Regions from separate parts of the Mus musculus genome. Here region 2 is linked to region 1. Evidence: chromatin loops called from intact Hi-C (ENCODE). Cell type or tissue: left cerebral cortex. All regions are shown on one strand. Each heading gives the region's core, and the rest is flanking DNA. Links, peaks and the distances in the headings are about the cores only.

Region 1 (7,191 bases), core at 2,748-5,247:
GCTAAAGGGGTCTGCAATCCTATAGGTGAAACAACAATATGAACTAACCAGTACCCCTGGAGCTCGTGTCTCTAGCTGCATATGTAGCAGAAGATGGCCTAGTAGGCCATCATTGGGAAGAGAGGTCCCTTGGTCTTGCAAACTTTATATGTCTCAGTACAGGGGAGCGCCAGGGCCAAGAAATGGAAGTGGGTGGATAGGGGAGGGGGGATATGGGGGACTTTTGGGATAGCATTTGAAATGTAAATGAAGAAAATACCTAATTTTAAAAATTAGATATTAAAGATAAAAAAGAAAAAGAAAAAGAAAGAGTTCTGACAGCTGGGCGGTGGTGGCGCATGCCTTTAATCCCAGCACTTGGGAGGCAGAGGCAGGCAGATTTCTGAGTTCGAGGCTAGCCTGGTCTACAAAGTGAGTTCCAGGACAGCCAGAGCTACACAGAGAAACCCTGTCTCGAAAAACCAAGGGAAGAAAGAAAGAAAGAAAGAGAGAGAGAGAGAGAGAGAGAGAGAGAGAGAGAGAGAGAGAGAGAGAGAAAGAAAGAGTTCTGACAAATCCCCTAAGCATCTCTCTTGTATTTTTGAGACAGTGTCTCTCTAAGTAGCCCTGGCCATCCTGGAGATTGCTATGTCGACCAGGCTGGCCTCAAACTCACAGAGATCCTCCTGCCTCTGTTTTACAAGTGCTGGGATTAAAGGTGTGCACCATCAATGCTTGGCTCTAGAAAGAACCCTTTTAAAGCCTTTCTAAAAAAAGAAAAATGAGCAAGAAACAGAAATCTTACAGAAAGAGACTAAATAAGTCTATAGACACAAGGAAATATCCAACATTATTCACAACATAAAGAAATATAGCAAAGACATATAGAGCTGTTATATCTGAGTGGTGGAGCTTAGCATTCATCAGGCCCTGGCATCACATGAATGAATGAATGAATGAATGAATGAATGAATGAATGAATGAACAATGAATGAATGAATGCCATGAAATAGCAGTTTTTAAAGATAAAGGAACAAGGGTTGAATATGATTCATGTTGGTATCTCAGAATCAAATTCACATCCTTCAAGCCAGCATGTCATTCTAGGAACATACTCTTCTTACCTATGTCACAAATTTAGTGCACAGATTATGCACATATTTCTCTTGGGTAGCGCCAGCCATACACGAAAAGTACCCTACATGTCCACCAATAGGGGATTTGTTTATTCTGCACTGCACAATTACAGTGAGACATGAGCAGATATTTAAAGATGGAGATTCACTCTTAGGCCCTCAAAAAAAAAAAAAAAAAAAACTGAAAGCATATGTCCACAAAAACAAAGTATCCAGAGACCCTCATAATAGGTTTATTTATAATAGCCCCAAACCGAAAACCCAAATGTCCACCAACAGAATAGACAGGCTATCGCAAATCCACAACAGACTACTACATGCCAAGGACAGAAAAGAAACGAACATATGCACAGCAATAAATCTCAAAAGTATTTTGTTAAGTAAAAGAAATCCAACCCAGGAGTCTGAACTGTATGATGCTATTCCTGTGAAGTTCGGTGGGCAAAACCGACCCAAGAAGACAAACCAGGCCCTGCCCCCCACCATAGGAGGCACAGATTGCTGAAAGAGATGGGAAAATCTTTTGAGGGGAAGGTGATGGGATCAGGCCGTGGCTGACAAGGTAGATGACTTTGACTGCACACACTTCAGACGGCGTCATCTACAAAATTTGACTTCACCTTTTTACAAATATATATTATTATTTCACATATATAAGTGTTTGCCTGCACATATGTCTGTGTAACACACACATGCCTGATGACCTTGAGGGCCTGAAGATATTGGATTCCTTGGAACTGTAGTCACAGACGGTTGTGCGCTGCCGTGTGGCTGCTGGGAACTGAGCCCGGGTTCTCTGGAAGAACAGCCAGTGCTCTTAAACCACTGAGCCATCTTTCCATCCTCTTTGGTTTTTTTTTTTTTAATCTTAATTCAAATTTAAAATTAACTATTGAATGAAAAACAGTTTATCCAAGTTTAATATGTCTTGAAATAGAATAATCCCCAAACAGATGATTTCATGTGTGGCGGAAGGAAGGAAACATGGCAGAATATACATACCATAGGCTTCTATCTGCCATAAAGAGGCAAGCTTGTTTTTAAAGATTATTTATTTTATGTATATGAATATGCTAACACTGTCCTCAGACACACCAGAAGAGGGCCTTGGATCCCATTACAGATGGTTATGAGCCACCATGTGGTTGCTGGGAATTGAATTCAGGACCCCTGGAAGAGCAGTCAATGCTCTTAACTGCTGAGCATTTCTCCAGCCCCAAGTTTTTCTTTTTACATAATCTTGTATGTGTGCAATGCTTCTATAGAGCTATGTGAGCCGGAGTTGGTGGTGACCTTTGGAGAGGAAATGAGAGGGACTCAAGGTCTGAAGTAGGAGAATCATTAAGACAGTTCTTTGACCTCTTGGGATTTCTTATTGTTTGCTCATATTAATTTGTTGATGCTATGAAGCCTGATTTAAAGTCTTGATTGGATAACAGGGTGTTCTGAGATTGAATTCCAACCTCTCTCTGTCTTTGAGATCAGGACGGTGAGGGCAGCCTGAGGTTCCGTGTTAGAAATGGCATTTGGACAGGCAGATCATGAATCTCCCAAGCTCCTGTGTCCTCCCCGCCTCCATAGTTTCCAGTGGAACTTAACTGAAAATCTTGTTGCAAAGACTTCAGGCTGATGGACACCTCCAGTGGCAGAATGGAAAAGCTCCCTCCTGTGATGTGAGGAGATTCATCTGTGTAAAAGGCTTGGAGTGTGAAGAAGCTAGAACCTGCCCCTGGTAGGCCGAGAGACAAGATTTTTAAGATGCTGTGAGGCTGAGGAGAGGTTGCTGGGAAGAGGGGACTCTGCTTTAGGGTGGGAAAGCTAGATGTAGTTTCTCACCAGACAATTCAGTAGTCAGCCTTTATTTCTATAAATATGAATATACCCATGGTCTTACCAAGAATATCTATCCATTGCAGGGGTGACTCTGTTAGCGAGTTGATGTCCTGCCTAGAGTCTGGAGCCAAAGCTTGTCTATTACAAGCAGGGGGTTTGGGAAAATGTGACTTCACCTGTTCCAGGTAGATTCCCCAAAGAAATTGTGAGTTCAGAGGGAACAGAAAAGGACATCCATAGCCTGCCCTTGGAGAGTCATAATTTAGCTATCAGAGGGTAAGAAGCTCCTTAGGCCACGGCCTTTGGAATGAGAGGTCTTTATGGACTCCTAAGTCCCTGGCAAGTACATTCAGAAGACAATAATTCTCAGAATTTTGTGTTCAGCTAATTGTGACTCCAAATGTCTGGTTCACACAGTAAGAGGATGGGCCTGGATACAAAATGTTGAAGGCAAATATAGGTGTTGCCCAAAGGTGGCCCTTTTGCAGCTAGCTAAACCTCAGATGGGAACTGAAAGTCACAGACTCACTCTCAGCTGATGCACAGGGACAGAGACAGGCATTTTGAGGAGGAGTTATAGCTGACAGAAGGAGGGGGTGGTCACCTAAGATGGGCATCTCCAACTCTAGGAAAGGCCCTTACTCACTGCCCAATCTGGCCCTTCCACAGTGGAAGCTGAGGCCCAGAGTGCAGACTGACTTGCTCCATGTCATGTGTGGGGACCCAGCTGCTTCTATGGGGCACAGTATAACCATGGAGGTCCAGTGGGGCCCTCAGAGGAAACCTGGCCTTTAGGAAATGGAAGCGATCCTGAAGCTCCTTGATAATCAAGCCACCAGCACTCTTGGAATCTTCTAATGTTTTCCTGGGGCATTCTGTGGAGACGGAGCCACCAAGTGGCCTGGAGAGAGGACACCAGACACTGTTGCTTACCCAGCAGCTCCCCCTGCCTTGCCCTTTCTGCTGGGATTTCGATTTTTCATGTTTAGTAAATGGAAATCCCTGGATCAGGAAACACAGGCCAATTCCTGATCTATGAAACCCACCTCTTCTGTCAGTGTACCCTGGTTCTACCCGGTGAGGCATAAAAGGGAGTCCCCACATGGCTTCTGAGAGAGGTTGTGTCTTCCCTAACAAAAGAGAAAGATGTACTTTGGCACCTCCGGAACCCCCAACTCCTGCACCCTCTCTTCATTCCTGAAAGGACCGTAGATGTGGATGTGACCCACGGCTGCAGTGGGGGAGTAAAAAGCACAATTCCCCGAGGATGACAGAACAGACTGTGGAGCCCAAGCCTTTGGTGGCTTAGGTGGGCAACTGGATGGTCTTACCTCCACACTCCCATTAAGTAAACATCGGAGGACCCTATGGCAATGTGCTGTCCACTTGATTTTCAGTCATTTATAACCCAAAGCATTCCACATGAACACAGGCCATGTGTGTTGGTGCACCTCTATCCATTTGCAAGAGATGTCACTCAGACAGCCTCAAGTCAGCCTCTTCCACTATGGGTCCTGCTCTCCAGAATCTTCTTTTCAGCCCTCAGCTGGGTAGTGTCTAGTAGTAGAGTCCTCCACCCACCCTACCAAACCCTTTCCTCCCCACTGACCATCCAACTTGAGATGCTCTACTGCCCCAGCATAGCTCACTGCATCAAGCATATTCTATATAGGCCAGTCCTTGAGTTATTGGTCATACTCATGGTGACCTGCTCTGGCACAGCCACAATGGTGGCTCTAAAACCCAAGAGCAGTCAGTAGTTGTCAGTCATAATAGGGCTGTGGAGACCAGAAAGTTAGGTAAGGAGAGGCTGTCAATGTGATATGGGAGACAAGAGTTCACTATTTCGATCACACTTTCCTCGGGAAGAGTCTGAGGGAAGGGACCAGTTCTGTCCTGAGTCCATCTCAGAGAGAACAGCAAGGAAGGTCTCATGTTTAGAGATCTTCTCTGGCTAAGCAGGATCTTAGGGTAGGCTGGCTCTCAGCCACCTACCTCTCCCTATAAGCCCAATAAGACCAAAGCCCTCCATGGGTAAAAGGAGGAGAAAAGGAGAGGCCTGTCTTTATGGGATCCAGAACTGCCAACTAGCTGGACCTAGAACTCATCCCCTGGATGCTGTGAGCCTTGTTTTTCTCCAAGGATGAATGAGGGTCCTAATGCCGGCCGTCTCACAGGGCAGCCGCAAATGTGGAATACGATAACTGGTGAATTCCCTGGGTCCAGGAAGGCCAGGCACCCAGGAGGTGGACAGAGAGCAACTGTTTATTCATCTGCCTCCCTCTGTCTCCTTCACAAGGTACAAAATCACAGACCAGTCAGCACACTGGAACTTTCCATAGCAGACAGAGTATTTGACAAGAGCAAGCCTTCAACAGTGTGGTCAGGAGTCATCCCTCCTAAGGAGCCAGGCACATACTTGGTCTTTGATGGGAACTTCTTGGGTCCCCATACTGTCTTCTGCCCAGAAAAAAAAAAATGACATCCACGGGCCTCGTCTACCCAACTGTGCTTCTTTTCAGAGCAAATTAAGCAAGGAAGAGGGTATCACTGAAAGACAACGGAGAGCTTCCTCTCCTGTCTCCCTTTCATATGATGGACACTCCCCTCAGCCAGTTTACTCTGGCAGGGTCTGTCTGCTCAGACACCAAGAAGCACGCTGCTCCTTCTCAGCCATGCTCTGTTGCTACCAGTCCTGGCCACAATGCACAGCCGGCAAGGGAAAGGCCTTCCCAGAGGAGCTCAAGAGTCCAACGGGGACAGACAAACTGTGCAGTGGCCCAGCCCTTGGAAATGAGCCGGCTGAATCTGCTCTGGATCTAGCCACGGGAAGACTTAGGTATCCCACTTGAACACCATCTCCCAAAGAGACACCACTGTCCATCCTTGAAGTGTGATCCCAGCCGCACCAGGCTGGCAGGACAAGAATTCCCAGAATGATCAAACTGAGCTCCCTGGAAAAAAAAAAAACCAGGGGTTTTCTGGGGGAGCCTCAGCTAGGGGGGTGGGGATCTGGAGGCTGAAGGAGGGCTTACTGGGGAGCTGGGAAGGGAGCTCAAACTGTTAATGAATATGAAATATGAAATGAATATGAAATATGAAATGAGGCAAGTAGGGGGGCAGGTCAGCCAAGGAGTGAGCAGGAGGGCCTGATGTTAGCACCTCAGACTACTCAATGGTTGGTGGTGGCACCATGCAGAGTCCAAGTTTTCAGGAGGCCATGACTCCCACTCTCACTCTGGCAGTGGGAAGTGTTTAAGATCAGAGTTCTGCCCTGGATGGGAAGTTCTCTCGTGGTGATAGATATGATGATCTGGGGACATCCAGAAGAGGCACCAGGACGGGGCTCCCAGCCTGGCAATCCGCTCCCCCCCCACCCCCCCGTGTGGAGACCGTGGGAGCAGGCATGTGAGAACCGGGAGCCCAGCATGGAGCCAGTAGTCTGTCAAAGCCACATAGTACAAGATTTGAGCCCTGGTCCCTCTGGTTCCTGCCTGTCCCAGGAGAGATGGAAGGGTCCTAGTAAAGATGGGCCTCGCGACCTCTCAAAGGGGTTCCTTTCCCTTCTGAGCTTATCTTCCCATCATCCATTGCCATCTCTGAACTTGATATAGTTGGGTAGATCTTCTTGGGGTGTTGACATCATTGGATCACACTAGAGTGTGAGCACCAGTGCTCTGTGCAAGGTGTGCCAGAAGGTTCATAGTCCTCAAAAGGGTTGGGGTGGGGGGGGCATGCTTGTGCTCTTGCGGCTCTTCCTAAGTGTTAACACTTGTTGAATTTGCCCAGTCGGGGAAGTTATCCAAGTTAAACATAGCCCGACCCCAGGTGTTGACTGACAGAAACACAGATAGGATTCCAACGAAGTTCATTATCAATCCTGTTTTCATCTAGGGAGTAAAAACAGGATCAGTCAGCAACTCAGGTCTTGACTGGGCCTTGTGTTCCTGCACACTGGGCTCCTCTCGTCTCAGGACAAAGCAAATTAAGTGTCATTGTCGCTGATAGAATCCCTTGGAAGGAGCCAGCACGGTGGGTTCTCTACACCCATTGTGATGTTGGAAAGTGACTTCAGAGAGCTGGTGTAAGACATCAGCCACGTCTCGTGACTCTCCCATAGCTCTTTCTGCCACCCATTTTGTATGCCTTCCTGACACTCATGAGACATTTTTCCAACACCCCAGCATGGAATTTTTCCTGTGGTCCAGAATCAAATCTGCAGCATATGGTTTCTGGGATCCAC
Region 2 (2,500 bases), core at 1-2,500, 73 kb after region 1:
CCTAGGCTCAACTGCTGGGTTGGTGGCTCAAGAAACCCCTGCTTTATCCTAAGTTTCTCCCTGACCTTTTTCTTTGCCTTCCTCATTGGCTCTTCTGGACAAGACAGGTTAGGAATATGAGGCCTAGAGGGGGAGATGAAGCAGGAGAAAGGAAGGAAAGAGGGAGGGAGGGGAAAGTGGAAAGAAAGGGAAAGAGAAGGAGAGGGGGAGGGAGGGGAGGGAAGGGAAAGAATGGGAGGGGGAGGTAGGGAAGGAAGGGGAGGGGCAGGGCGGGGCAGACCAGGGAGAATTAGAGTTCCCAGAAAGTCTTTATACTGGGAGTTCTTAAAAGACTAATTGTTAGAAGGGCAATCGTCATAGGGAGGTTCACATGGTGCAGGGCCATCTTGAACTATCTTAGCCCCTTAAAAAGAAGCCATTTGCCCACATCTGTGTGTGACCTAACATCCTGTGACTCCTAGGTAAAGTTTTGAAACATATGAGTGGATCCCAACTGCTAAGAAAGTCATCACATATGCATCTGGAGCCTATAGCAAGGTCTCCCGCTTTGCTATAACCGCTCACCTGTTGTACCACCAGAATTTGTAAAGTGACTTTCTTTGTTTTGTTATTTTAAAACTTCACAGAAATTGTTACCAAGGTCAGAGCACAGATATCTGAAGCAAACTGAATCTGTATTTCTGGACCACAGTCACTCATTTGGCTCCAAAATAAACTTATCTCTGCATCCTTTTAGAGCTGTGTCTTTCACGTCGGTGATGGGGAGGGTGACAAGGTGAAGCCACCCCGCAGGGTAGCTGAGGTAGCTGAGGAAGGGGGCGTGCAGATGAGGTTTAGCAGTAAAGTATGGAGTAAGTGGCTGGGGCAGCTTATCTAGTGACAGACACACTATTCAACTTTTAGACCTGGGCTTCAGCACAAAGGTTACCCACTGGGGTAGGAAAGGGCCAAGGGTTACGTGTGCACCACCTTCTGAAAGCTGGAAAGGGGAACTGACCTTAGGTTCAAGCCATGTCACCCACCCTCTTGGGGTGAGGTGTTACCTCATCTGAGGATAGGAAAGTGGAGGCCCATGGCTAGCATGAGGAATGGACGAGTCCTCACCTGGGCTTTGGAATGGAGGCTCAAAGCTCCCGGAGGTCAAGACTGGAGGGAAGCGACCTGAACACAGTGTTGGGTTCAGACCTCTCTGCTGCTATGAGCAGAGGATTGGGCAGAGCGCCTGGCGATTCTCACCAGGTGCGCCTCCTTCCAGTCTCCTGCCTCCGCCCGCGGGCTTTCCTATTGGGTCTATGCAGCACCCTCTTCCTTCGCCTTCAGTGTATCTGGCAACTCCGGATTTGGGACTCAGCAACCGGCAGGCACTAGCAGAGCCAGTGGGTGGCTGCGCGTCACAAAGGCGGCTGTGGGCTTGGCCGCAGCGAGCACAGGGCGCCTCTCCTGATGCTCTTGGAGTCGGCGTGGGAGCAGCAGCGCGGGCAGAGGGGCAGGCGCGCTCCGCGTCCCTGCAGCCCGAGCCGGGCGCAGCGATCCGGTAACGGGTGGCCCGAAGCACCCACGCACCAGGAGGGCAGTGGTGGCCCCGCACAGCCGCTGGGCCCGCATGGGAGGGGCACGCCGCCCTGGTGACGGGACAGTCTTAAGTTTCCCTCGCTGGTTGGCAGCTGTGTCATATTATGGTGGACCAAGCCCAGGTTTGGGATTACTGGCATGGGTTCGGATCCCATACCCCACACACTTAGAACACCATCTCACTAGGAAACTCCATTAAGCTCCCAACACTCCTAGATTCTCTTTTTGCAAAATGGGCGCGTTCTCATCTTCATAAGGAAAATGCAGAAGTACCTTGTCCCCAGCTTACTAATTGCAGCTTGCTCTTAGATTACTTTCTACCTCCAAGGTGTAGTCCCTGGATCCGTTCATTTAAATTTCCCAAAACTAGGAGAAAGGAACTACTATTCCTATTGTCAGACTAAACACTGAGGCACAAAAATTTTTTACTAACTTTACAGTAGCAATTGACAGGCCTCTATATTCTTTTGCCTCCTGTCAGAGAAAGTGCTACTCTCATTTATTTGGAGGATCCTTGCGTGGGGGGGGGGTACCCCAGACAAAAAGGCTCACGGGGTAAAGCACTTGCCTTGGAGGTGTAAGGTCATGAGTTCGAATCCCCAGGAACTATATAAAGCTGCAGCTGCAATCCTGGCTATCCTACAATAAGAGAAGAAGTATAAACAGAAGAGACCTCAGAATCTCTTGCACTATCCAATGACAAACGAGATCCTGTTTCAAGGTGGAAGGTGAAAACCTATACCACACACACACACACCACATCTGTAGCCCACCAACATAGTCTTCTAGCCTGTGACTTTGTTGGGGTTTGATTTAGCAAGTCCCCCTTCCCAGCACACACACACACACTGTTCTGGGAAGCACCCCATGCCGAGTTTATGCAGTGCTAGGGATTAAACCCTAAGCTCAGGGTGTGCTGGACAAGCAC

What was found. Hi-C counts contacts between places; a loop is a spot of excess contacts. Peaks named below come from ENCODE experiments on the same cell type or tissue, not always from the same donor. Only the 100,000 strongest peaks of a DNase experiment are listed, where the experiment ranks them.
Region 2: a loop joins it to region 1, with 2.3 times the contacts of the local background. A loop is called at or near these places in 5 of 42 quality-filtered maps.

Annotation. Positions count from the first base shown.
Region 1 is chr11:72,236,799-72,243,989 of GRCm38, forward strand. It overlaps Slc13a5 (solute carrier family 13 (sodium-dependent citrate transporter), member 5), which reads right to left. Exons shown (of 12, transcript NM_001004148.4): 12 at 5,196-6,838. The coding sequence ends at 6,707. It overlaps Gm34252 (a long non-coding RNA gene), which reads left to right and starts at 7,020. Exons shown (of 3, transcript XR_388821.2): 1 at 7,020-7,191. In left cerebral cortex, for the core only: a CTCF peak has its summit at 3,881 (motif pointing left); a DNase peak (open chromatin) is centred at 3,780.
Region 2 is chr11:72,313,002-72,315,501 of GRCm38, forward strand. Xaf1 (XIAP associated factor 1) reads left to right here. Exons shown (of 6, transcript NM_001037713.4): 6 at 1-732. It overlaps Fbxo39 (F-box protein 39), which reads left to right and starts at 1,443. Exons shown (of 4, transcript NM_001099688.2): 1 at 1,443-1,534. In left cerebral cortex, for the core only: no CTCF peak of the experiment used is centred there; a DNase peak (open chromatin) is centred at 1,352; H3K4me3 peaks cover 550 bases.